Regions from separate parts of the Homo sapiens genome. Here region 1 is linked to region 2. A link is a loop called in an ENCODE intact Hi-C map of the cell type or tissue named here. Cell type or tissue: GM12878. All regions are shown on one strand. Links, peaks and the distances in the headings refer to the core of each region. The heading gives the core; the rest is flanking DNA. Region 1 overlaps NIPBL (NIPBL cohesin loading factor). Region 2 overlaps NUP155 (nucleoporin 155).

Evidence for each region. A loop is a pair of places that touch in the nucleus more often than their neighbours do. Peaks named below come from ENCODE experiments on the same cell type or tissue, not always from the same donor. Only the 100,000 strongest peaks of a DNase experiment are listed, where the experiment ranks them.
Region 1: a loop joins it to region 2, with 2.3 times the contacts of the local background. A loop is called at or near these places in 12 of 110 quality-filtered maps.

Annotation. Positions count from the first base shown.
Region 1 is chr5:37,038,955-37,048,514 of GRCh38, reverse strand. It overlaps NIPBL (NIPBL cohesin loading factor), which reads right to left. Exons shown (of 47, transcript NM_133433.4): 35 at 4,028-4,168; 36 at 3,786-3,879; 37 at 2,918-3,072; 38 at 2,316-2,406; 39 at 1-13. Among named protein-coding and RNA genes, the nearest start is that of NIPBL, 170 kb to the right of the region's middle. In GM12878, for the core only: a CTCF peak has its summit at 4,643 (motif pointing left); no DNase peak of the experiment used is centred there.
Region 2 is chr5:37,309,974-37,327,186 of GRCh38, reverse strand. NUP155 (nucleoporin 155) reads left to right here. Exons shown (of 35, transcript NM_153485.3): 19 at 1,220-1,286; 20 at 3,080-3,195; 21 at 9,102-9,199; 22 at 12,859-12,989; 23 at 16,444-16,635. It also overlaps the pseudogene RNU7-75P. Among named protein-coding and RNA genes, the nearest start is that of NUP155, 53 kb to the left of the region's middle. In GM12878, for the core only: no CTCF peak of the experiment used is centred there; a DNase peak (open chromatin) is centred at 9,243.

The sequences.
Region 1 (9,560 bases), core at 887-8,886, 270 kb after region 2:
ATAAAGGCAAATCCTATGGGAGAGGGGAAAAATCTCATCATATATTCATATTAAAATTAAATAAAACATTTAATAAATATGTTAATAAATTATATAAACGGCTCCTTATTTCAAAAAATTAAAACTTAAAATGACTGGAAGAATATGCTGGTGGCCTTACCTAGAGAAGCATTAGAGCAGGTACTTCTTTCCCCATGAATTAAAAACAAGAAATTGCATTTCAAAGGAGAATTTCACACAAGAGGAAACCTTGAGGAGGGAGCAGGGCCTAGTGGCTAGGGGAGTGGATTAGGAGTCAGGAGTCTTGGGTTCTATTCCTGGCTCCACCACTGACTTGTAGTGTGACCTTGGGTGAGTCACATAATCTCTCTGTGCCTCAATTCTCCATCTGTAAAATGGGGATAATAATATTTACCACCCACCTACCTCACAGGGATGTTTTCAGGATTTAAGAAATAATGTCTGCAAACATTTTTCAGATCCCCAGCAGAAGGTACTACATTGACATTATTTTAAAAAAAAAATTAAAATATATTCATTTGATGAAACAATATAATAAACCAGAGCTAAAAATATCTTCCATTTCTTTTTCATATGGCATTATAATAAGGCCACAATGCTGAATCCTATAACCACGGGTTAATAAGTAGCAATATATCATCCATGTTTATTTGTATATAATGTTTATTTGAGGAAAAAATGAAGATCTCTGATGATAGCAAGTATTATTGGTAACAAACAACAAACTAAACTCAAAGCATAGAGTGATCAGATAACTAGCCCAAGGTCACTCAGGATAACTATGGCCCAGGCAAGATGTCTTTTATTAACTGGTCTAGAGGCAATATTTTCTGAATAGCGCTGCTTAAGTTAAAACTTCATCTTTTTGTACTCTGAAATACTTGTAACACTATTAGTTTTGCCACTCCGTATAAATTATGTCCAGACTGAATATCTGAAGGTACACATTGGCTTGAAGTTAATATTGCATCAATTTAACTCCTTAGTAAATGATGTCTGAATTTTTACTCTATGTGCTATATGTAATTTTCAAAAAGGGATGGAGGAGGAATAAAATGATAAGGTTTCAATTTATTTACAGAAATCATAAACATGATTTAATAAGGTATGGGTAAGTTAGAATCTTTTCTTACTCATTTTTGTTCAAAAGACTAATATAAATAACTACTCATGCAGATTAAAGTATAAACCTTAATCATAACACCAAAATAAAATTTCCAAATAAGTTTTTAATCTCATTGGGTAGCTTTACGTGTACAGTCATTGCTCGGTATCCATGGGGGATTGGCTCCAGAACCTCCCAGGGATACCAAAATCCGTGGATTCTCAAGTCCCTGATATAAAATGGGGTAGTATTTGCATATAATCTACTCATATCCTCTCGTATACTTTAAATCTTCTCTAGATTATTTATATCTAATACAATGTAAATGCTATGTAAATTGCTGTTGTATTGTTTAGAGAATAATAACAAAAAAAGTCTGTACATATTTAGTACAGGTGTAATTTTTTTTTCTCAGTATTTTTGATCCTTGGTGGTTAAATCCACAGATGTGAAACCCATGGATATGGAAGGCCAACTGTATTTGTACCAAAAAAAACAACAACAAAAACCAAAAACCTGGACAGACTGTTCTTGTATTTTTTTGAAGTGCATTCAATTCAGGTACTTTAATGCCATTCACCTCCTATTTCCTCATATTCTAATTCCTTCCTAGATATAAGCCACATAGACCTGCCTAACAATTGCAAAACATGTTTTTATTACATCAATCCTTCCTGGAAAAACATTATAAAACAGGTATATATCCAAATTGTTCCTTCTGGGTTGCTTACTATTTGCTTTTATATAAATAAGTCAGTGTAGACTGATCATTGTTTTAACCAGATGTGGCAGCTTCCTGTAGTGACAAAGCTTTGCAATGAAAAAGAACAATTAAAAAAATGCAAAGAGCACAGAATTCTTCTATATTATTTTTCTTTATCAAAGGGCTTTAATAAATGTTCTTAAGATACCCTATGGAGGAGGGGTAGAAGAAAGTATTGTTATCTCTATTTTACTAATGAAGAAACTGATGAACAGACAAATGGCTTGCTCAAGGTTACCCAGGAAGTCAATGGCCATGACAAGAATGCAACCCAGTTGTTTTAATCCTCAGACCTACATTCTATACACCAAATCCTACTGCTAATAGAAACATATTAAAGTAAATCAACAATTTAGATTCACAATATTTAAAAATATGCTCTATCCCTCTCAAATAGCTACAAATTATAAAGAAATTTAGACTTACCTAGACCAATGATAGCTTTTGTTTGTACTTCTTCATCTGAGTGTTTTGTAAAATACATCAATAGTTCAAGTACTTTATCTTTTATGTTAACCTAAGGGGAGGAAAACACATTAAAGTGTTCATGAACAGTAACTTAGATTAATTTTCAACTATAAAGGAAAAAAATACCTTAAAACAATGAGAATTTGTGTGAACTTTATTAAAAAAATAAGTAACCAATTCCATTTATTTTAGAACAGTGGCATTCAAAGTATCAGTCTGTGACAAAGAAGCTTGTTTCGGAATGTAAATCAGTGCATTGTTTCCTTCATTGAAAAAAATTTTTTTTAAAAAGTCAGCTGTTGATGTCAACAGTGTGCTACTGTTACAAAACTGATATAACTTGTCAGGGAAATTTCATTATCTGGTTACACACCAGTAACAAAAAGTTGATGGATTAGCAGCCAGTCTGAGGACCACGTTTTGAGCAGCACTGTTTTCAGAATTTTCATTAAACCAGACTACTCTAATGTTGCCTTCATCCTGGGTCACTACTGTCATTCTCAGATCACAGTGCCATATAGCTCTATGTTTTATAGCATTTTAAGTATTACTACCTTTACCTTGCTGTTGCCTTTAAAATCTTCCAGATCAAAATCAAAATGCCGACATAGTGCTCCAACGGTGAAAAGGGATCTAAGAAGTGCTGGTTTGTTTGTTAGAAGTGAAGTGTTATTTGGGTCCTCTTGGTGTTGACTTTTTAATTTTGAAATGGCACCTAATAAAGATAAGTAATATTTACTTATAATATTTATCTTTGAATTACTAAGTTCAAGTAATTACTACTAATGAATTACAATTTTTTTTTTGAGATGGAGTCTCACTGTCACCCAGGCTGGAGTGCAGTGACATGATCTTGGCTCACTGCAACCTCCGCCTCCCGTGTTCAAGTGATTCTCCTGCCTCAGCTTCCCAAGTAGCTGGGATTACAGTCGTGTGCCACCACGCCTGGCAAATTTTTGTATTTTTAGTAGAGAGACGGGGTTTCACCATGTTGGCCAGGCTGATCTCGAACTCCCGACCTCAGGTAATCCACCCGCCGTGGCCTCCCAAAGTGCTGGGATTACAGGCATGAGCCACTGTCCCCAGCCAATTAATTTTTACTAATGGTTCTAAATATTAAATATGTCTAGAATTATGAGAGTGCTCTTCAGAGTCTAAACTAATGTAAGAAAATTTAAATTTTACTTTTCACAGTGCGCAAAAAATTTACCAATCTTTACTTATCAGGAGATAAATTTCTGAAGTAATCACAGTGGGTTCTTCAGGAAATACAAAAGACACTAGAAAATATTGTTTCTGAGAGGACCACGGTGGATAATCACACCTCATAATTTCCTCGAGTCTAGCCTTTTATCAAATGTGTTTAAAATGAGCTGACCCCCTGCAGGACCTAGCAGAATAATTTTAAAACCCTGGTATTGAACTTACCATAGTATCTATTGAAACAAGCCCACACAAATTTAAAATTTTGTGTCACTTTATTTACAACAGCTCCAAGACAGCTCACACAATGTTGCACTACCTAAAAGATATAGAAAATGTTTAGATAAAAGTTAAAAATATACTATTTTAAAAACTTAGCTTTTTACAAATATTTGCTTTAAAAATTTTAATAAAATACATTAGAACTTTACACTAATGAATAAAGAAATGGTAAACTGAGTGCTTACAGTCATGCCATATTTGATGATGAGCTTCATTAGATCTTCCTCAATAGTGGCAAGAAAAGTTTCACTTGGATGCTCCATCAGTGGTACAACTAGCTCTAGGATTTTTGCAACATTGCAGATAACCATGAAATCATTTTGCGTCTATAAGAATAAAATTAATGCTTTATGAATATCCAAAACCTGAAAAGAAACTATATACAGCTTTACGTATTTGGGGGCAGAAATAGGGCATTTTGCACGTAAAGGTCCAGTTAAAAAAAAAAGTCTGTTAGAGTTTTTTTTTCAAGGTATGGAAGGAGAAGCACCAGCATGTCAGGAATATGTACCGACAACTAACTTACCAAAATGTGACTTTGGGGTCACTTAATCACAATGTTATATTTTTTCCCTAAAATGTAACACAAGTCAATTCTAAACAAAGGTATTTACATATTGACAGCATTATACAAAGACTGGTACAGTTTTTACGATTAGTATTTTCCAAACTGTGTATGTTAACCCAGTAGTTCTCAATCAGGAATAAGCTTCTTCCCCCGTATCCTGACACAGGAGTATTTGGCAGTATCTGGAGACATTTTTGGTTGTCACAATGGGAGCCACTACTGGCATCTAGTGGATAGAGGCCAGGGATGCTGCTTAACAACCTGCAATGCACAGAACAATCCTTGACAACAAAGAATCATCTAGTCCTGTCAATAGTGCTGAGGTTGAGAAACCCTGTGTTAAAATTTTCTATGACAGATAAACATGTAGAATCCCAGAACCAGGCAGAAGGCTTCTTTACTTCTAAGAAACACAGTCTTGCTCAATTGCCCAGGTTGGAGTGCAGTGGCACAATCACAGCTCAATGCAATCCTGCTCCTGAGCTTGAGCGATTTTCCTGACAGTCTCTCGAGTAGCTAGGACTACAGGCGCATAATACCACACCCGGTTAATTTTTTAATTGTCTTTTTTTTTTTTTGAGACAGAGTCTTGCTCTGTTGCCCAGGCTGGAGTGCAGTGGCATGATCTTGGCTCACTGCAACCTCTGCCTCCCGGGTTCAAGCAACCCCCTGACTCAGCCACCCGAGTAGCTGGGATTACAGGCGCCCACCACCATGCCTGGCTAATTTTTGTATTTTTAGTAGAGACGGGGTTTCACCATCTTGGCCAGGCTGGTCTAGGACTCACGACCTCGTGATCCACCTGCCTCGGCCTCCCAAAGTGCTGGGATTACAGGTGTGAGAAACTGCGTCCGGCCTTAATTTTCATTTTTGTAGAGACAGGGTCTCACTATGTTGCGCAGGCTGGTTTTGAATTCCTGGCCTCAAGTGATCCTCCTGCCTTGGCCACCCAAAGTACTGGGATTACAGGTGTGGGCCACCATGCTCAGCCTAGGACTTCTTTATTTTAAATTTAAATGTGTTATTTCTTTGATTAGAAAAACTAATAAGCATGTTTAAAAAAACAGGTAGAGACTTTTTAAAAAAAACCAAAAGGTAGAAAAGGATTTACAATAAAAAGTCTTGTTTCTATCTATCCTCCAGCCACCCAGTTCATTTCCCCAAAGGCAATCAAAGTTATATGTGTGTGTGTGTGTGTGTGTGTGCGCGCGTGTGTGTAGTAAGGCTTTCAATGCATGTTTTTAATCTAGTTTTTTTTTTTCCTTTCTTTTTTTTTTTTGAGACGGAGTCTCGCTCTGTCATCCAGGCTGGAATGCAGTGGCGCGATCTTGGCTCACTGCAACCTCCGCCTCCTGAGTTCAAGTGATTCTCCTCAGCCTCCAGAGTAGCTGGAGGCATGGAAGGAGAAGCACCAGCATGTCGGGAATATGGATCGACAACTAGCCTGCCACCACGCCTGGCTAATTTTTGTATTTTTAGTAGAGATGGGGTTTCACCATATTGGCCAGGCTGGTCTTAAACTCCACACTTTGTGATCTGCCTGCCTCGGCCTCCCAAAGTGCTGGGATTACAGGTGTGAGCCATCATGTCCAGCCTTAATCTAGTTTTTAAGCTACTAATCCTCATTGTTAGTAATGGATTACCGGCATAGATTTTGGACTTTTTTTTTTGACACAGAGCCTCGTTCTGTCACCCAGGCGGAAGTGCAGTAGCACAGTCTCGGCTCACTGCAACCTCCGCCTCCAAGGTTCAAGCGATTCTCCTGCTTTAGCCTGTCGAGGAGCTGGGACTATAGGTGCGCACCACCATGCTTGGCTAATTTTTGTATTTTTAGTAGAGACAGGGTTTCACCATGCTGGCCAGGCTGGTCTTGAACTCCTGACCTCGTGATCCGCCTGCCTCGGCCTCCCAAAGTGCTGGGATTACAGGCGTGAGCCACCGTGCCCAGCCCATTTTGGACTTTTTGAGTGCATTAACACACTAGTTAAAAACATTCCCACCACTTGGCTTGTAGGAGTATTAATTACAAAAAAAAGAAATTCCCACATCATATTCATCCTTCCTTTTAGGATCCCCACAGGATTAAAAAGAAAAGATAAATTCTTTTTAAGTAGCATAGAAATCCTGTTGTTTCCCATAATGAGTTAAAGTGGGTCTAGGGATAGAAGAATTTTTGTTGGGTAAGATATTCATTTGAGAACCAGTGCTAGCATTTTACTTAAAAAAAAAAAAAATGTAGTGGCTGGGCACAGTGGCTCACGCCTATAATCCCGGCTCTTTGGGAGGCCACAGTAGGCAGATCACTTGAGGCCCGGAGTTCAAGACCAGCCTGGCCAACATGGCAATTCCCTGTCTCTACTAAAAATACAAAAATTAGCCGGGTGTGGTGGTGCACACCTGTAAAATCCCAGCTACTTGGGTGGCTAAGGCATGAGAATCGCTTGAACCTGGGAGGCGAAGGTTGCAGTCAGCCAGAAGTGCAGGACTGTACTCCAGCCTGGGCAACAGAGCAAGACTGTGTCTTAAAAAAAAAAGAAATAGGCCGGGCACAGTGGCTCATGCCTGTAATCCCAGTACTTTGGGAGGCCAAGGCGGGGCAGATCAATAAGGTCTGGAGTTCAAGACCAGTCTGGCCAACATAGTGAAACCCCGTCTCTACTAAAAATACAAAAAATTAGCCAGGTGTGGTGGTGTGCACCTGTAATCTCAGCTACTTGGGAGGCTGAGGAAGGAGAATCGCTTGAAGCCAGGAGGCAGAGGTTGCAGTGAGCCAAGATTGCACCATTGCACTCCAGCCTGGGTGACAGTGTGAGCCTCAGTCTCAAAAAAAAAAAAAAAAAAAAAAAAAAAAACCACCACATAACAACAAAAAAGTAGCATTTTCTGAACCTTCCCTTAACATCCTGGCCTGGAAAATCAAGTAAAAGAAATATCTTAAATTCTAGAAGAAAAATTTAAAGAAAGATGGAAACCATTAAGTAAAAGAGCAACAGAACAGAATAGGAAAAAATATTTGTAATGAATATACTATAAGATGGTTTAATATCTAAAATAAAGAGCTCTCCTAAAAAAAAAAGCCTATTATTCAAAGGTAAAATGAACGAATGATATGAAAATGATATAAATAGTGAATTAACAGAAAAGCAAGCCCCACTGGTCAGTACCAAGAAAAGATGCTCAACCTTCTTTGCAGTCAGGGAAGGAAACTGAAGCAATAATGAATTATTCCTTACCACCTGTTAGACTGGCAAAGAATACTAAATAATGACAATGATTGTCACATACAGCTTTCCAAAAGGTTGTATAAAACACATCCACTGCAAAATGGCAAGATCAATTAAAAATGAACACCAAAATAACCATTGTTTCAACCTAGCAAGTCCACTTCTCAGAAACTGTTCCAACAAAATAAAGTCACCAGTACTTAGGTATTTAAATTGGAATGTTTATTTAAAAATTGTTTGTAGTGGTGATCCAAAGGAAATATGTAAACACCTGCCAAATAGGGAAATGATTAAATAAATCATAGGACATCCATAAAATGGATAATATATAGCCATCTAAAACAAGGAATTAGATATATACCAGGTAATGTGAGATTACCAAATATGCCTAACAAATATCTATATAATATGATTCAATTTTTACAAAACCCGGTCAACCATTTATATATACCTCTGTGTCCACAACTATAAAAGTATGTTAAGGATACTCTAAGATGTTTATTCTGAAGGGAAGATGAATAAAGATGGAGATAGGATATAAAAACAAAAATCAAAACCACAAAACATTAAGAAAAAGTTTACCATGTATGAGATACTCTTATTTATATACAACTTTATATTTGTGTACATACATACATAAAAAATGCACAAGACATTTTAAAAGTGATTTTGTTTTAAAAAAATCACTGGTTCAAAATCATGCAAGGACTATTTATGATATAAATAATATATAACAGGTTTCATTATAGTCCAGACTCTACTGGCAGACATGGGGCTGAATTCTAACTTTGGGACTGCTTAGCTCTGTGACATTGGGCCAGTTATTTATATTCTTTAAGCTTTCATTTCCTTATCTGTAAAACTGAGATCATAATAGTACTTACTTCACAAAGTTAATGAGATAATACATGTAAAATTTTCACAGTGCTTGGTACTGTGCTAAAAAATTATTAGCTATTATTAGCCACAATTATTAAACAATTTATTTCTGGATCTAATACGAACCCTAAAGATAGAATTAGTGTCTCAGAAGTAAATGCATGTTGTTTTTAGGTATTTATTATCCTTTACTACTCTCCTCAGTTCTTAAAGTTTTCTCAGGAAGTCCTGAGGTTTTCACCTAGAGCTTGTAATTTGGATAATCAAAAAAACTGACCACAGCAGCAAAACAAATGCAGCAGAGAAACAGTTAAAATTAGCTCCTTAGGAACATTAGGAACACAGTATGTGAGAAACCTTTATATTTGTTAAGTTTTTAGAGTATTTTAAAATTTCAAATTTTTAGCAGTTACTTATACTCTTTAAGCTTCAGTTTCCTTATCTGTAAAACAGAGATAATAGTACCTACTTCATAAAGCAAATGACATTATACATGTAAACCACGTAACTCACTATGCTGTCATATATACTTTAAAATCTTTATTTGATGGATAATTTTACTTAAGCAATGTCTTACTACTCACACCTTATTTTAGAAAAACATAGTGTATGTTAATATTAACAGCCTAACATCTCTGGTATGATATTATAGATTTTCCATATTTAATATATTGTTCTATTATAAAAATAAAATATATTTATAAAATATAAAAAATTAAAAAAGACTGTATGAAAAATATAAAGCATATCAACAATTTCCTTAGGTGCCATAAATGGACCTCTGTTAGAGGCTACTGGCTCTCAATTTTGGAGAATGACCGAGGTTGACTACTGTTCCTTATTAATGTGCATTAGATGGGAAGTAATGCTAGTCTTTGTGTGCTTCAAGCAATGGGTATCAATTTTTATATTTATTATATTATAAATGACAGACAAATGAAAAGTAAATTCAGGACCCAAAAGATAGTAAATTTCTCAAAGAGAGGAACTCTGCTTCATTCATTTTGAGATCTTAACAATAGCTATAACATTTAGTAAGCATCTACT
Region 2 (17,213 bases), core at 4,730-12,729:
TCGTAAAAACCAGAAAACCTGCTAGACAAATTCTAAAACAGCCGTAACACTGATATTTTGTGTTATATGTGTTATACACTATATTCTTACCATAAAGTAAGCTAGAGAAAAAAAATTAAGAAAATCATAAGGAAGAGAAAATATATTTACTATTCATTAAGTGGCAATGGATCATCATAAAAGTCTTCATCCTTGTCTTCACGCTGAGTAGGCTGAGGAGTAGGAAGAGGAAGGGTTGGTTTTGATGTGCTGGGGTAGCATAGGTGGGAAAAAAATCTGTGTATAAGTGGACCCACACAATTCAAGCCCATATTGTTCAAAGGTCAACTGTATATCTACTTACATATGAATGTACAGTGTTACAAACTTCCCCATAACTCAGTGACATGTGTCTACAGTTCAACAGGGCAGTTCTTGTCTTGCTGGGCTAACTCAAGAATAGGCAATCAGTTGTGAAGTTAAAGAGAGCTATGCTTATCTTGGCTAGACTCTCACATGTTCAAGGTTATATTTTCCAGCTGGTCTAGAATGGCCCAAGATGAAACAGCTTGGTTGTTCTCTACATGGTTTCTCATCCCCCAGCAGGCCAGCCAAAGATTATTTAGTTGGTGGTGGCAGAGTTCCTTGAGAAAGAGTAGACACTTGCAAAACCTTTATTCTAAACTCAGAACTGGCTTACCATGCACTTTTCCGCCTTATTCACTTGGCCAGAGGGAAGTCACAGGGCCAACTCAGATTTAAAAGGTGGGAAATAGACCACCTTTTAGGGGAGAGACATCAAATCATACTGCAGAGGGGATAGATATAGGGAGGGATAAAGAAATGTGGTTGTTTTTGCAATCAGTCTATCATGTTATCTTAGTTAGCTATCATGCCTAATATATATTTCTCTTAGATTTGAGATGTATGATTTCATTCATCTCATTTGCTTAAAAGTATGAAACAGTACAGAGCCCCTTTATAAATTTCCTGTTTACAATTTATTATACAGAGCCTTTTGATTTTTCTTCAGTAATATTTCATTATCTGAAAAACTTAGGTACATCAGGTATGAAAATTTTCTAGTATTCCACTCTTCTAGATAGCTTAGTAAAATGTTAAATGAAACCACTGCAAGTTTTAAAAACTGAATAAAGCCATTAAGTTCCTAGAGAAAGAAATTTATTGTAATTGTTTTTATTCATTTACAGCACAATCATTAAAACTTTTTTTTTTCCAGAAACATTTGGGATGCAAGCTTAGTTGTGGAGAGAATATTCAAGAGTGGCAACAGAGAGATCACTGCAGTAAGTGTGTATAATATTATTTTGTTATTTTTGTGTAGCCAGTTGATGGTATAAATGGTTAGATTGTTTCACATTTCCTGATATTACACAAATAAGATGGCAAAGGTTATTTTTTTTTTTTTTTTTTTTTTTGAGACAGAGTCCTGCTCTGTCTCCCAGGCTGGAGTGCAGTGGCCCAGTCTCAGCTTACTGCAACCTCTGCCCTCTGGGGTCAAGCGATCCTCCCACCTCAGCCTCCTGAGTACCTGGGATTACAGGTGTGCGCCACCATGCCTGGCTAATTTTTGTAGTTTTTGTAGAGATAGGGTTTCACCATGTTGCCCAGGCCAGTCTCAAACTCCTAGACTCAAGCAAACCACCTGCCTTGGCTTCCCAAAGTGCTAAGATTACAGGCAGGGGGCCTCAGCGCCTGGCGGGTTATTCTTTTATGTATATGTTTGCATTCTTGGACAACAAACTGCTTACCTTCAGGTTTAAATCTCATCTCTAACATTGATTAACTGTCTGAATATGAGTAAATTACTTAACATTTCAGAGCCTGATACCTCATGGTAAAAGAAGGGGCGTAGTATATCTCCCTCATAAGGTTGTCATGAGGGATAACTCAAGCAACTTAATATTGCTCAAATTTTACTATGTAATACTTTGACATATATATGAACGAAAACTCCATGGACCCAGCACTAATTTCTATGAATTGGCATACTTTACAGACTGCTTTTTGCTCTTGTTGCCCAAGCTGGAGTGCAGTGGCACAGTTTCACTCTTGTTGCCCAAGCTGGTGTGCAATGGCATTATCTCGGCCCATCGTAACCCCTGCCTCCTGGGTTCAAGCGATTCTTCTGCCACAGCCTCACGAGTAGCTGGGATTACAGGTGCGCGCCACCATGCCCAGCTGATTTTTTGTATTTTTAGTAGAAACAGTGTTTTACTATGTTAGCCAGGCTGGTCTCGAACTCCTGACCTCAAATGATCCGCCCACCTCGGCCTCCACTGAGAATACAGGCGTGAGCCACCACGCCCAGTCCAAATATATTTTTAATTGTGAGGCTCTTAAAGTTCATGAGTTGGGCACAGTGGCCCGTGCCTGTAACCACAATGCTTTGGAAGGCTTGAGCCCAGGAGTTCAGGACCAGCCAGGGCAACGCGGCCAGATGCCTTTTCTATAAAATAAAATAAGATTAAAATTAGTCAGATATGTGGTGGCATGTGCTGGTACTTCCAGCTAATTGGGAAGGAGGGTCACTTGAACTTAGGAAGTCAAGGCTGCAGTAAGATATGATCCGCGCCACTACACTCCCAGGCAACAACAAGACGCTGTCTCTCAAAAAAAAAAAAGTTCAAGTTTCTAAGAATAAGAGTGTATTTGCCTAACACAGTATATGATTCCATATATATATATGGAAGTCTAAAAACTTGTAAAATTAATCTATGTTGATAGGAGTAAGAAAAGTAGTTACCTCAGAGGTGGGATGACTAATGGCTACAAAGGAACATAGGAAACTTTCTTTGGTGTTGGAAATTTCTGTATTGTGGTCTGGGTGATGACTATACAAAAATATATAAAAGTAATCAAGATGTTTTCTTAGTATTTGTATTTTATTGTATGTTAGTTATGCATCAGTGTTACTGGCAGGAGAGGAAGTGTGTAGGTATACTTTATTCGGATCAACAGGTGTGAATTGATACAAGAAATAACTATAGAGATACTCATTTCAAAATTAAAATTGTTTATATTATAGCTATACAGAGGGTGTGTTTTTAAACTTTTGAAAAATCTTTCATTTTTACAGATTGAAAGTAGTGTTCCCTGCCAACTGCTAGAGTCAGTGCTACAAGAACTAAAGGGTTTGCAGGAATTTCTAGACAGAAACTCCCAGTTTGCAGGAGGACCATTAGGAAATCCAAAGTAAGAATAAATAGGGTTTATTAATTCATCTTTTTCTTTTCGTTGTATTTTTTGTTGAGATGATTTACATACTACAAAGTTGGTCCTTTTAAAGTGTGCAGTTTAGTATTTTTTAGTGTATCTACAAGGTTATGCAACCATCACCACTATCTAATTTTAGAACATTTTCATCACAGCAATAAGAAACTCTTGTGCCCATGACCAGCCATTATTATTCATGGACCTTCCCCCAGTCCCTGGCAACCACTAATCTACTTTCTGTCTCCACAGATCTGCCTTTTCTGACTATTTATATAAATATTATATTTTATATATTACATAAGATACACAATATATAAATATATTATATGAATATATGTAAATGGAATGTTTATAGAAATATAGTTATATAAATGGAATATTTATAGAAATATAGTTATATAAATGGAATATAGAAATATTTATATGAATGGAATATTTATAGACATATTTATATACATGGAATCTTTATAGAAATATTTATATAAATGGAAGTATGCAACAGATAACCTTTGGTGTCTGTTTCTTTCCCCAAGCATGTTTTCAAGGTTTGATTGTTGTAGCATGTATTACTACTTGTCTCATTTCTCAGTTTATCAGTTGATAGATATTTGGGTTGTTTCAGCTTTTTGGCTAATAAGAATGCTGATATGAGCATTCCTGTACAAGTTTTTGTGTGGACATGTGTTTAGACGGACTCTTGCTCTGTCACCCGTGCTGGAGTACGAAGGCTCCAACTTGGCTCACAGCAACCTCCGCCTCCCAGGTTCAAGCAATTCTCCTGCCTCAGCCTCCCAAGTAGCTTAGATTACAGATGTGCACCACCATGCCCAGCTAATTCTTCTTTGTATTTTCAGCGGAGACGGGGTTTCACCATGTTGACCAGGCTGGTCTTGAACTCCTGACCTCATCATCCACTGGCCTCAGCCTCCCAAAGTTCTGGGATTACAGGCGTGAGCCACCATGCCCGACCAAGAGTGGACATTTGGGTTTTTTTTTTGAGACGGAGTTTCGCTCTTGTCGCCCAGGCTGGAGTGCAATGGTGCAATCTCGGCTCACTGCAACCTCCACCTCCTAGGTTCAAGCGATTCTCCTGCCTCAGCCTCCTGAGTAGCTGGGGTTACAGGCGCCTGCCACCATGCCCAGCTAATTTTTCTATTTGTAGTAGAAATGGAGTTTCACTATGTTGGCCAGGCTGGTCTCAAACTCCTGACCACCTTCAGGTGATCCACCATGCCCAGCAATAATGGATTTTTTTTTTTTTTTTGAGACAGAGTCTCGCTCTGTCGCCCAGCCTGGAGTGCAGTGGTGCGGTCTCAGCTCACTGCAACCTCCGCCTCCCGGGTTCATGCCATTCTCCTGCCTCAGCCTCCCGAGTAGCTGGGACTACAGGCGCTTGCCACCACACCCAGCTAATTCTTTGTATTTTTAGTAGAGACTGGGTTTCACCGTGTTAGCCAGGATGGTCTCGATCTCCTGACCTCGTGATCCGCCCGCCTCGGCCTCCCAAAGTGCTGAGATTACAGGCGTGAGCCACCGCGCCCAGCCAAGAATGGATATTTTTAAGCCTCTAATATAATACGGACTTTTTGTTGAAAAATAATAATCACATGGCATTGGGGGAGTCACATCACTCCTTAGAATTGTTAACGAGGTATTACAGTATAATCTTTTTAAAGCATATGTAGGCCAGGCAGAGTGGCTCACACCTATAATCCCAACACTTTGGAAAGCCAAGGCAGGAGGATTGCTTGAAGCCAGGAGTTCGAGACCAGCCTGGGCAATATAGGAGACCTTGTCACTACAAAAACACATAAATAGGCCGGGCGTGATGGCTGATGCCTGTAATCCCAGTACTTTGGGAGGCTGAGGCAGGCGGATCACCTGAGGTCGGGATTTCAAGACCAGCCTGACCAACATGGAAAAACCCGTCTCTACTAAAAATACAAAACTAGCCAGGTGTGGTGGCACATGCCTGTAATCCCAGCTACTAGCTAGGCTGAGGCAGGCGAATCACTTAAACCTGGGAGGCGGAGGTTGCGGTGAGCCCAGATCGTGCCATTGCACTCCAGCCTGGGCAACAAGAGTGAAACTCTGTCTCAAAAAAAAATATCATAAATAAATAATAAAGCATACATAAATATACACTTCTTTAAAAGCAAAAACAGAGTCTAAGTAAGTACACTTTTATATAACATTATTCATACTTTGTGTGTGTGTGTGTATACATATATATATATATTCCCCTGCCCCTGCCGAGGCAGAGTCTTGCTCTGTTGCCCAGGCTGGAGTGCAGTGGTGCAATCTCAGCTCACTGCAACCTCTGCCTCCTGGGCTCAAGCAGTTCTTCTGCCTCAGCCTCCCGAGTAGCTGGGATTACATGCATGTGCCACCAAGCCTGGCTAATTTTTGTATTTTTAGTAGAGATGGGGTTTCACCATGTTGCCCAGGATGGTCTCGATCTCTTGACTTCGTGCTCCGCCCGCCTCAGCCTCCCAAAGTGCTGGGATTACAGGGGTGAGCCACCGCGCCTGGCCTGTCTTTATCTTTTAAGCAGGAGAATTTACCTCCTTCCCATTTTATTGGAATTAGTTAAATGTGGTTTATTGTTTTGGTTTGGTTTTTTTGGAGACAGAGTCTTGCTTTGTCGCCCAGGCTGCAATGCAGTGGTGCAATCTCAGCTCACTGCAACCTCCAACTCCCTGGCTCAAGCGATTCTCCTGCCTCACCCTTCCAAGTAGCTGAGACTACAGCCCCACACCACCATGCCTGGCTAATTTTTCTATTTGTAGCAGAGACAGGGTTTTGCCATGTTGGCAAGGCTGATCTTGAACTCTTGACCTCAGATAATCCACCTTCAGCCTCCCAAAGTTCTGGGATTACAGGAGTGAGCCACTGCATCTGGTCTAGTTAAATGTTTGATTTTTTTCTCCCCATCCTGAATTTGTGCTTTTTGTTTATTTTCTTCCCTTTCCCATTTCCTTATTGTATTGGATTGATCAGGCCTCTCTCTACCTTAAACACCAATTAAGAAGTTCTACATATGATTTTTCTTCCTCTGTTAGTCTTAAATTCTGACAGACATGCATCTCAGTCAGCATTAATAATTTAACAAACTCTATTACATTTTGTTTCCTTGCCTTCTACTGCCATCCCTCTCCCTCCAAATTATCTGGAATTTTACTTGTCAGATGTTTTTAGTTTGTTTGGTTTTTTTTCTAACATTATGGTCTTTTGTTAATTGAATTTTACCATTACATCTGCAATTATATGTAAATTTTCTAATCTACTTCTAATTTCTCTTAATTACTCATTTATCTTTACAGTTTTTAGCAGGATGTTTTTTTCATTGATGTTTCTTGAATTGTCACAGAAGCAGTTCTGTCATCTGCAAACAGAGATAGTTTCATCTTTTCCATCTTTTCTTGTCTAGCTCTACTTGCTTTCTCCTCTCTGCACAAGGTAATCTCTCTCTCTCTCTTTTTCTTTTTAATTGAGACAGAGTTTCACTCTTATTACCTAGGCTGGAGTGCGATGGCATGATCCTCGGCTCACCGCAACCTCCGCCTCCCGGGTTCAAGCGATGCTCCTGCCTCAGCCTCCTGAGTAGCTGGGATTACAGGCATGAGCCACCACGCCCAGCTAATTTTGTATTTTTAGTAGAGACGGGGTTTCTCCTTGTTGGTCAGGCTGGTCTCAATCTCCCAACCTCAGGTTATCCACCCGCCTCAGCCTCCCAAAGTGCTGGGATTACAGGCATGAGCCGCTGCGCCCTGCCACTTATCTCTGTCTGTCTTTTCTCTTTTTTTTTCTTTTTTAGGCAATCTTGCTCTGTCATTGAGGCTGGAGTGCAGTGATGTGATCATTATTCCCTGCAATCTCAGACTCAGCCGCCTGAGTAGCTGGGGCTACAGGCATGTGCTGCCACACCTGGCTGATTTTTTCTTATTTTTCTCAGAGATAGGGTCTCACTGTGTTGCCCAGGCTGGTCTAAAACTCTTGGCCTCAAGTTATGCTCCCTCCTTAGCTTCCCAAAGTGCTGGGATTACAGGCATGACCCACTGCATCCACCCTTACTTGAGGTGTTTTTTGGTTTTCTTTTTTGAGACTGGTCTCACTCTGTTGCCCAGGCCGGAGTGCAGTGGCATGATCACGGCTCACCGCAACTTTGACCTCCCAGCTTCAAGTGATCCTCCCACCTCAGCCTCCTGAGTAGTTGGGACTACAGGCACATGCTACCATGCTCAGCTAATTTTTTTATTTCACATTTTGTAGAGACAAGTTCTCACTGTTTTGCCCACGTTGATCTTGCACTCCTGGGCTTAGGTGATCCTCCTGTCTTGGCCTCAAAAAATGCTGGGATTTTAGGCATGAGCCATCCGCACTCAGCCCTTATTGAATATGTTTAACATATTCATATATTTAACATATTGAATATGCTTACCATATTCAATAAGTGAGTTTGTCAAATGTATTTACTGCATTTTACAGAGATGATCATATCATTTTCCCCCTTACCTTTAACAATAGAGTTAATACATGTCCTAATTTCGACCAACCCTTGGATTCCTATAACATTAGTTTCATTGACTATGGAAATTTTTTAAACAGATTTTTGAGATCTACTTTACATACCACTAAATTTACTCATTTTGAATGTTCAGTTCAGTGACTTTTAGTAAATTCATAGAATTGTGCAACCATCACCACAGTCCAGTTTTAGCACACTTCCATTATCTAGGAGACATACCTCATGTCCATTAGCAGTCACTTTCCATTCCCACTTCTTAGCCCCAGACACTTACTGATCTGCTCTATCTCTGTAGATGTGCCTATTCTTGACATGTCATATAAACAGAATCATACTGTGTGGTCTTTGAGTCTGGCTTCTTTCACTTAGTGTGTTTTGGGGGCTCATGTTTGAGATTTATGTGGTAGGATGTATTCATGCTTTGTTCGTTTTTATTGCCCAATGAATGTGGGATTTTAAGATCATAGACCATTTCTCAGATCTTCGTATACATTTTGCACCATTTTCTTCCCAAAGTTTAATGTTGTAGATGAAAAAGTACATTATCTGTATGATTCTCCTTCCTTTGTAAGTGACTTAGTGTTTACTTTGAAATTTTTTTGTGTTTTTTTCTTTTTGTTACCGAAATTCAAAAGTCACATGATGTCTTTAGGTATATCTTCTTTACAGCTCTCAGTGAGCCTTAAGAATGAACGTCTTGGCTTTGATCAGTTTTCTTCTCTCGTTTTTTATGTATTGTGATACACATTGAATATCCCTTATCCGAACTGTTTGGAACCAGAAGTGTTTTGGCTTTCACGTTTTTTTTGATTTTTAAATATTTGCATTATACTTAGGTTGAGCACCCCATTCCGAAAATTTGAAATCGAAATTGCTCCAGTGCGCATTTCCTTTGAGCATCATGCTGATGTGCAAAACGTTTCAGATTTGGGGACATTTCAGATGTTAGTTTTTTTTTTTATTAGGGATACTCAATCTATGTTTCTTCTGTCCCATTCTCTTTGGAGAATCATATTAACTCTTTTGTATCTAGCTTGTTTCTTCTCTTCCGTAATTTCCTTCCTTCCTTTCTCTCCTTTACCCCCTCTTTTTACTTGATCTTTTTTTTTCTACAGGTTAGGAAAATTTATAGCTGATGTTCTCAGTCATTTAATTGATTTAATCTCAGTCATTTTAAGTAGCATCTGTTTAGTCTGTGTCATAAATTTTTTCTGGCCATCAGCCCTTCTGGTGTTGGTTGCCCAACCTTCTGAATTATTTAAAAAAAGTAAACATATTAAATGTTTGAATTGTACTGTATGTGTTATATCTCAATAAAGCTGTTATAAACACACACATTCTGCAATTTCTGTTTCAGTACTACTGCTAAAGTGCAGCAGAGGCTGATAGGATTCATGCGTCCTGAAAACGGAAATCCCCAGCAAATGCAACAGGAACTGCAGAGGAAGTTTCATGGTAAATTATTGCTTCTCATCAGTTAAGCGTACATGACCTCAGTAAAATTTTATTACTTGAATAGAAAACAATGGACTTTCTTAGTAAGATGTACTTTGTACACAAATATTTGTAATTAAAATATCAGTGTAATTGGGTCCGGGGTGGTGGCTCACACCTGTAATACCAGCACTTTGGAAGGCTGAGTTGGGAGGATCACCTCTTCCTGGGAGGCAGAGGTTGCAGTGAGCTGAGATCATGCCACTGCACTCCAGCCTGGGTGACAGAGTGAGAACCTGCCTCAAAAAAAAAAAAAAAAAGTGTGATTGGGAAAGTAGGATAATATGGATATTAATATGGATATTGTATATTTCCCTATCTCTTTTAGCATATACATTTTTGTTCCTTCCTCCACCAGAAAACATGATACACACCTATTTCATTATGTTTTTTTTATTGTGGTGAAATATATATATACCATAAAATTTACCATTTTTACTTTTTATTTGTTTATGTTTCTGAGACAGAGTTTCACTCTTGTTTCCCAGGCTGGAGTGCAATGGCGTGATCTTGGCTCACTGCAACCTCTGCCTCCTGGGTTCAAGAAATTCTTCTGCCTCAGCCTCCCGAGTAGCTGGGATTAGAGGCATGTGCCACCACGCCCGGCTAATTTTGTATTTTCAGAAGAGACGGGGTTCTTTATGTTGGTCAGGCTGGTCTCGAACTTCCAACCTCAGGTGATCCCGTCCGCCTCGGCCTCCCAAAGTGCTGGGATTACAGATGTGAGCCACCGTGCCCAGCCCCATTTTTACTTTATTTTATTTATTTATTTATTTTTTTGAGACAGAGTCTCACTCTGTCGCCCAGGCTGGAGTGCAGTGGCATGATCTCGGCTCACTGCAAGCTCCACCTCCCGGGTTCACTCCATTCTCCTGCCTCAGCCTTCTGAGTAGCTGGGACTACAGGCGCCCGCCACCACACCTGGCTAATTTTTTTTTTTTGTATTTTTAGTAGAGACAGGGTTTCACCGTGTTTAAGCAGGATGATCTCAATCTCCTGACCTCATGATCCGCCCACCTCAGCCTCCCAAAGTGCTGGGATTACAGGCAAGAGCCACTGCGCCTGGCCCGTTTTTACTGTTTTTAAGTGTACAGTTCAGTGGCATTCAGTATATTCATTTTATGTACCCATTACCAGCATCTATCTCCAGAACTTTTGTCATCTTCCCCAAAAATGTCACTCTGGGCTGGGCGCAGTGGCTCTCACCTGTAATCCCAGCACTTTGGGAGGCCATGGCAGGTGGATCACCTGAGGTCAGGAGTTCAAGACCAGCCTGGCCAACATGTTGAAACCCCATCTCTACCAAAAATACAAAAATTAGCCAGGCGTGGTGGCGGGCACCTGTAATCCCAGCTGCTCGGGAGGCCGAGGCAAGAGAATCACTTGAACCCAGCAGGCGGAGGTTGCAGTGAGCCGAATTTGTGCCATTGCACCCTAGCCTGGGCAACAAGAGCAAGACTCTGTCTTAAAAAAAATAAACACCAAAAGTCACTCTGTACCCATGAAATAATAACCCCCCATTTTTTTCCCCTATCCTAGGTCCCTGGCAACCACCATTCTACTTTCTGTCTCTTGAATTTTACAACTCTGGGTACCCTATTAGGATGAAATCAAATTTTACATTTTGTGGCAGGCTTATGTCACTTAGCATACTGTCCTCGAGGTTCATCCATGTTGTAACGTGTCAGAATTTCCTTCCTTTTTAAGACTGAGTAATTTCTATTGTGTATATGTGCATATGTGCACATATACCACATTTCCTTTATCCATTCATCTGTTGATGGACACTGAGTTACTTCCGTTTTTTGGCTATCGTGAATAATGCTGCTATTAACATGGGTGAACAAATACAAATTAAAGCCTCTGCTTTCAGTTCTTTTGGGTATATACCCAGAAGTGGAATTGCTATATCATATGGTAATTCTATTACTAATTTTTTTGATGAACTGCCATACTGTTTCATAGCAGCTACTGCATTTTATGTTTATGTTTATCTTTATTTCTTTTTGAGACGGAGTTTCACTCTTGTCTCCCAGGCTGGAGTGCAATGGTGCGATCTCAGCTCACTGCAGCCTCCACCTCCCAGGTTCAAGCAATTCTGCCTCAGCCTCCCGAGTAGCTGTGGTTACAGGCATGTGTCACCACACCCAGCTAATTTTTTTATTTTTAGTATAGTTGGGGTTTCACCATGTTGGCCAGGCTGGTCTTGAACTCCTGACCTCAGGTGATCCACCCACTTCGGCCTCCCAAAGTGGTAGGATTACAGGCGTGAGCCACTGCGCCTGGCCAGCCACAGCATTTTATACTTCTAGTAGCAATGCACAAGGGTTCCAATTTCTTCACATCTTTGCCAACATTTGTCATTTTTCTGTCCTTTTATATATAGCCATCCTAATGAACATGGAATGGCATCTCATTGGGATTTTGATTTGCATTTCCCTAATGATTAGTAATATGCCTTTTTATAGAGCTAAAAATATGAATCAAATATTTCATTGTGCTTTTTATCAATTATAAGTAGTAACAAGTAAGGAAAGAGCAAGGCAACTGAAAAGTTCTCATAATCTTCAGTTATTCCAGATACAAGTTAGAACAATAATAAGTTATTGCATGAACTTTTTGTGCCATTTAATTTTTTCTAAGTTCTTTTGCCTTCCATTGTTAGGGTTAGAGTTACTTTTTCTGGCCGTGATAGAACTTTCTGGTTTGTTTGTTTTGAGATGGAGTCTCGCTTTTTCGCCGAGGCTGGAGTGCATTGGCACAATCTTGGCTTACTGCAACCTCTACCTCCCAGGTCCAAGCGATTCTCCTGCCTCAGCCTCTCAAGTAGCTGGGATCACAGGCGTGTGCCACCACACCCATCTAGTTTTTGTGTTTTCAGTAGAGATGAGGTTTTGCCACTTTGGCCAGGCCGGTCTTGAACTCATGACCTCAGGTGATCCGCCCAACTCGGCCTCCCAAAGTGCTGGGATTACTTGCGTGAGCCACCACGCCTGGCCAGTAGAACTTTCTCAGTTAACACTCAACCATTTACTTTTGTCCCAAGTTACTTTCTTCCCTACTGAGGACCCTAGGTTTCTATTCATCATTTTGTAAATTCTTTTTTACTATCTTTTAAATTTTTTGTCTCTCTTTTATTTTTTTGGAGATGGAGTCTTGCTCTGTCGCCCAGGCTCCGCCTCCTGGGTTCACGCCATTCTCCTGCCTCAGCCTCCCAAGTAGCTGGGACTACAGGCACCCGCCATCCCCCCCACCAGCTAATTTTTTATGTTTTTAGTAGAGACCGAGTTTTACCGTGTTAGCCAGGACGGTCTCGATCTCCTGACCTCATGATCCACCTGCCTCGGCCTCCCAAAGTGCTGGGATTACAGGCGTGAGCCACCGCGCCCAGCCACACAGCAATATTTTCATGGTTTATGTGTACCTACACAAACACAGAAGCATATATATATACACACACGGAGAAGATAATAACATAAATACTACTGATTATCATGGTTGCCTGTAATGGGGGCTAGGAAGAAAACAACAGGGATTTCAACCTTAACTACAGTTTTTATTTGAAATAAAGCAACTTAACCTATGTTATTTTATAATAATTTATTTTGTTTTCTCATTAGAGGCTCAACTAAGTGAAAAGATTTCACTTCAGGCAATTCAGCAGTTGGTTCGAAAATCATATCAGGCTCTGGCTTTATGGAAACTTCTTTGTGAACATCAATTCACTATCATTGTGGCAGAACTTCAGAAGGTAATTTTTTTTATTTTTTTATGATTATACCATTAATACTATGTTTGGATTTTTTGGATGAGTATTTTGGCTTTGGAGGGGATTATTTTGGGAAGCATTTAAGTTATGATGAAGTTAGTATGTTATGGGAAGATGGCACAAAAAAAGCGTACCAACTTGGGGGACCTATTTTTTCAAAGCCGCAAGTTTTTACTTGTGGGTATGTGAATGAAGTCATACTTTACAAAACATATTTTTTAAAACAGTGGACTTTACCCTTTATTTGAGCTACAGGTTCTTCTGAGAATCTGATAAAAGCTATCTCTCACTACCCTTAAAGAAATGCATATCGACATGGACACACAGACTTTTGCTTATAATTTCAAAGGGCCCAACAACCTAAATTAAATACTCTTGACTGGGCACCATGCCTCACGCCTGTGATCCCAACACTTTGGTAGGCTGAGGCAGGAGGATCACTTGAGCCTAGGAATTCAAGACTATCCTGGGCAAGATGTCAGGACCCATCTCTACTAAAAATAAAAAATAAATTAGTCAAGTGTGGTGGCACATGCCTGTAGTCCCAGCTACTTGGGAGGCTGAAGTGGGAGGAGCACTTGAGCCTGGGAGGTTGAGGCGCCACTTAGCCATGATGGTGCCACTGCACCCCAGCCTGGGTGACAGAGTGAGACCCTGTCTCTCTCTGTCTCTCTCACACACACACACACACACACACACACACACATATACACCACTCCTACTTCATTTTATGTTTTCTTTTTTTTTTTTTTAAGAGATGGAGTCTCACTCTGTCGCCCAGGCTGCAGTTGTGCAATCTCGGCTCGCTGCAACCTCCACCTCCCGGGTTCTAGCAATTCTCCTGCCTCAGCCTCCTGAGTAGCTGGGATTACAGGTGCATGCCACCACGCCCAGCTAATTTTTTGTATTTTAGTAGAGACGGGGTTTCACCGTGTTGCCCAGGGTGATCTCGAACTCCTGAGCTCAGGTAATCCACCCGCCTCAGCCACCCAAAATGCTAGGATTACAGACGTGACCCACCATGCCCGGCAACTGCTCCTACTTTAAAGGAAGATATTTATCACTGTAGGAAATAAATGGTTCATATTTCTTTTGATGTTCACATTTGAATCCTTTCTAAGGATAAGGATAATCAACATTAATCTAAATGTTAGATAGAATATATAGAGGAAATTTATTCCTACCTTTTATTTAATTGTGAGCATTTCTAAACGTATACAAAAGTAGAGCAAAAACTGTAACTCCCATATACATTTGACTCATTCAGCATTTTCAAGATACTGTGTTTCTAAAAAAAATAGACAGTTCCTTGAACAACAACAATGTCATGATCAGTTACCAGTTTTTCTTGAGACAGTGTCTCGCTCTGTCACCCAGGCTGGAGTGCAGTGGCATGATCACGGCTCACTGCACCCTTGACCTCTCTGGACTCCAGTGATTCTCCTACTTTAGCCTCCCGAGTAGCTGGTACTATAGGCACGCACCACTACGCCTAGCTAATTTTTGTATTTTTTTGTGGAGATGGGGTTTCACCGTATCTCCTAGGCTGGATAGTTACCAATATTAACTGTCAATATTTGATAGCAAAATCTGTCTTAAAAATGTCTTTTTACAGATTGGTTCATTCAAATCAGGATCTAAACAGTTTAAGGGGTTTGCTCATGGAATTTGTTTTTCTCTTTCATCTGTTTCAGTCTAAAGCAGTCTTTCCTTCTTTTTCTTTTCCTTGCTGTTGCCTTGTAGAAATCCAGTCATCCATCCAGTAGAATGTCCAGCATTCTAAGGACATTCTAAGGCTTTTTTTTTTTTAATCCTCTTTGTAGCGAGCTTCTTCCTCTATCTCCTGCATTTTCTATAAAATGAAAGTTTATTATATAGGCTTGATTCAGTTCAGGTCCTTTTTTGAGGAAGAATAGAATACTTCATAGGTAGTGGTTTATTCATCAGACTGTTAGAAGATACAAAAGGTTTCGTTGTCCTTCTTTTAGTTATACTAAGATAAATTGCTGGATTCAAGTAGTAAGCCTAATACTGCCATTGTGGAATTCTCCATCAGATTTTAATCATCCATTGATAATCATTGCTGGAATTTATTATTTCATTTAGGATTACAAAAGGGTAATATTTATTTATTTGTTTGTTTGTTTTTTATTTTTTTTGAGACAGTGTCTCATTCTGTCACCCAGGCTGGAGTGCTGTGGAGCAATCTGAGATCACTGTAACCTCCACCTCCCGGGTACAAGCAGTTCTCCTGCCTCAGCTTCCCGAGTAGCTGGGACTACAGGCATGTGCCACAACGCCTGGCTGATTTTTGTAGTTTTAGTAAGAGACCGGGTTTCGCCATGTTGGCCAGGCTGGTGTTGAACTCCTGACGTCAGGTGATCTACCTGCCTTGGCCTCCCAAAGTGCTGGGATTACAGGCATGAGCCACCATGCCCGGCCAAAAGGATAATATTTTAAATCTGTGATTCCTTCCCCAGTTACTAGCTGCAATTCTGTAAAAAAAAAAAAAAAAATTCTTTTTCCTTGTCCTGTATGGATATTTCATTACTCTGAAACACTTACTTTTTGACTCTCGTATACCATTTTTCAACGTTGGAAGGCAGTCTCCTCATTCTTTCCACTAGTGTCCAATGAATAGTGTGGCTTTTGTTGGTGGTTTTGTTTCTTTTAAATACATACTGTTTTTTATTTTTAAAAATTCAAGCTAATATATTTAATTATGAAACTTATCTTTTTCATACCAAGTAGAATAATAATTTTGAGTTTTATAGAGTGATAAATATATTGTAGGTAGGTTTTTATCCTGGGTATGTTTTTGTGATCCATCTTCAAAGCTCTCTTCCTTACATCACCAATGGCATGCTCAATGAATGCAAATTAAAGATTTGTTCAAGAATTTTAACACAGTTTGGGTATTTCCTTGAATTTAGAAAAAAGAGATAGCAGTCACATCACTAACAGAATCTTTTACTATAGTATAAATCAATACTTTAGAGCTTCATTTGGACAAGCAGATTTGTTCACAATACAGATTAAACTCCAATATTATTATAAGGCCTAGAATAATGGAATTCTAACAGTGTTTAGGAAGGAGTAATATGTAAGCCCAAGATTTTCAAATATAGCCAAGTGATTGTTTTTTCCATTTTATAACCAAAGCCAGGAGATCTGACTCTAGTTTTGGCTCTACTTAAGCTTTACTTTTCTCATTTGGAAAGTGAGAGTTTTGGACTAGATCTACTGTAGGTTCTTTTCCAACTCTCTATGATTTTATGTAAGTTCGCAAAAATTTGTTTCTACTAATTAGTATATTTTCGCTTTTCAATTATAGAGTCTATTAATATTTAGGTTATTTTAATTTATTAAAATAATTTCATTATGTTTAGAAATATGGTATTTCTATAATTGTGATAGAAAAGTTTTATGCTCCTAGGAACTTCAAGAGCAGCTGAAGATCACCACCTTTAAAGATCTTGTAATCAGGGACAAAGAACTCACAGGGGCATTAATTGCTTCTCTTATCAACTGCTACATCAGAGATAATGCCGCTGTTGATGGCATTAGTTTACATTTACAGGATATCTGCCCACTTCTATATAGCACTGATGATGCAATTTGTTCTAAGGTATGATACTTTATTACCTATTTCATTGTTTGTTATAAGAGGTATCATGTATGATGAACCATCTTGTTTCACTTAATATAGGACCTCAGTCAGTTAGATCTCTTAACCTCTCCTAGCCTCAGAATCCTCATCTAAGAAAGGGGTTGGAATATGTGGCTTCTTAAAACCAGTGTATACTCTTTTAAGCTTAGCTTTTCTTTTTAAAAATATTTTTATTTATTTATTTGACACAGGGTTTCACTCTGTTGCTTAGGCTGTAGTGCAGTGCTGTGATCATAGCTCACAGCAGCTTCTAAGTCCTAGACTCAAGCAGGCCTCTCATGTAGCTAGGGGCTACGGGTGTGCACCACTACACCCAGCCAATTTTTTTGTTTTTTATAGAGACAAGTTCTGATTTGTTGCACAGGCTGGTCTTGAACTCTTGGCTTCAAGTGATCCTCCTGCCTCAGCCTCCCATAGTGCTGGGATTATAAGTGTGAGCCACCATGCCCAGCCCTCCTTTAAGTTTTTCATAAAGAATATTCTCTCTTTTTTTTTAAGACTGAGTACGATCTCAGCTCACTGCAACCTCCACCTCC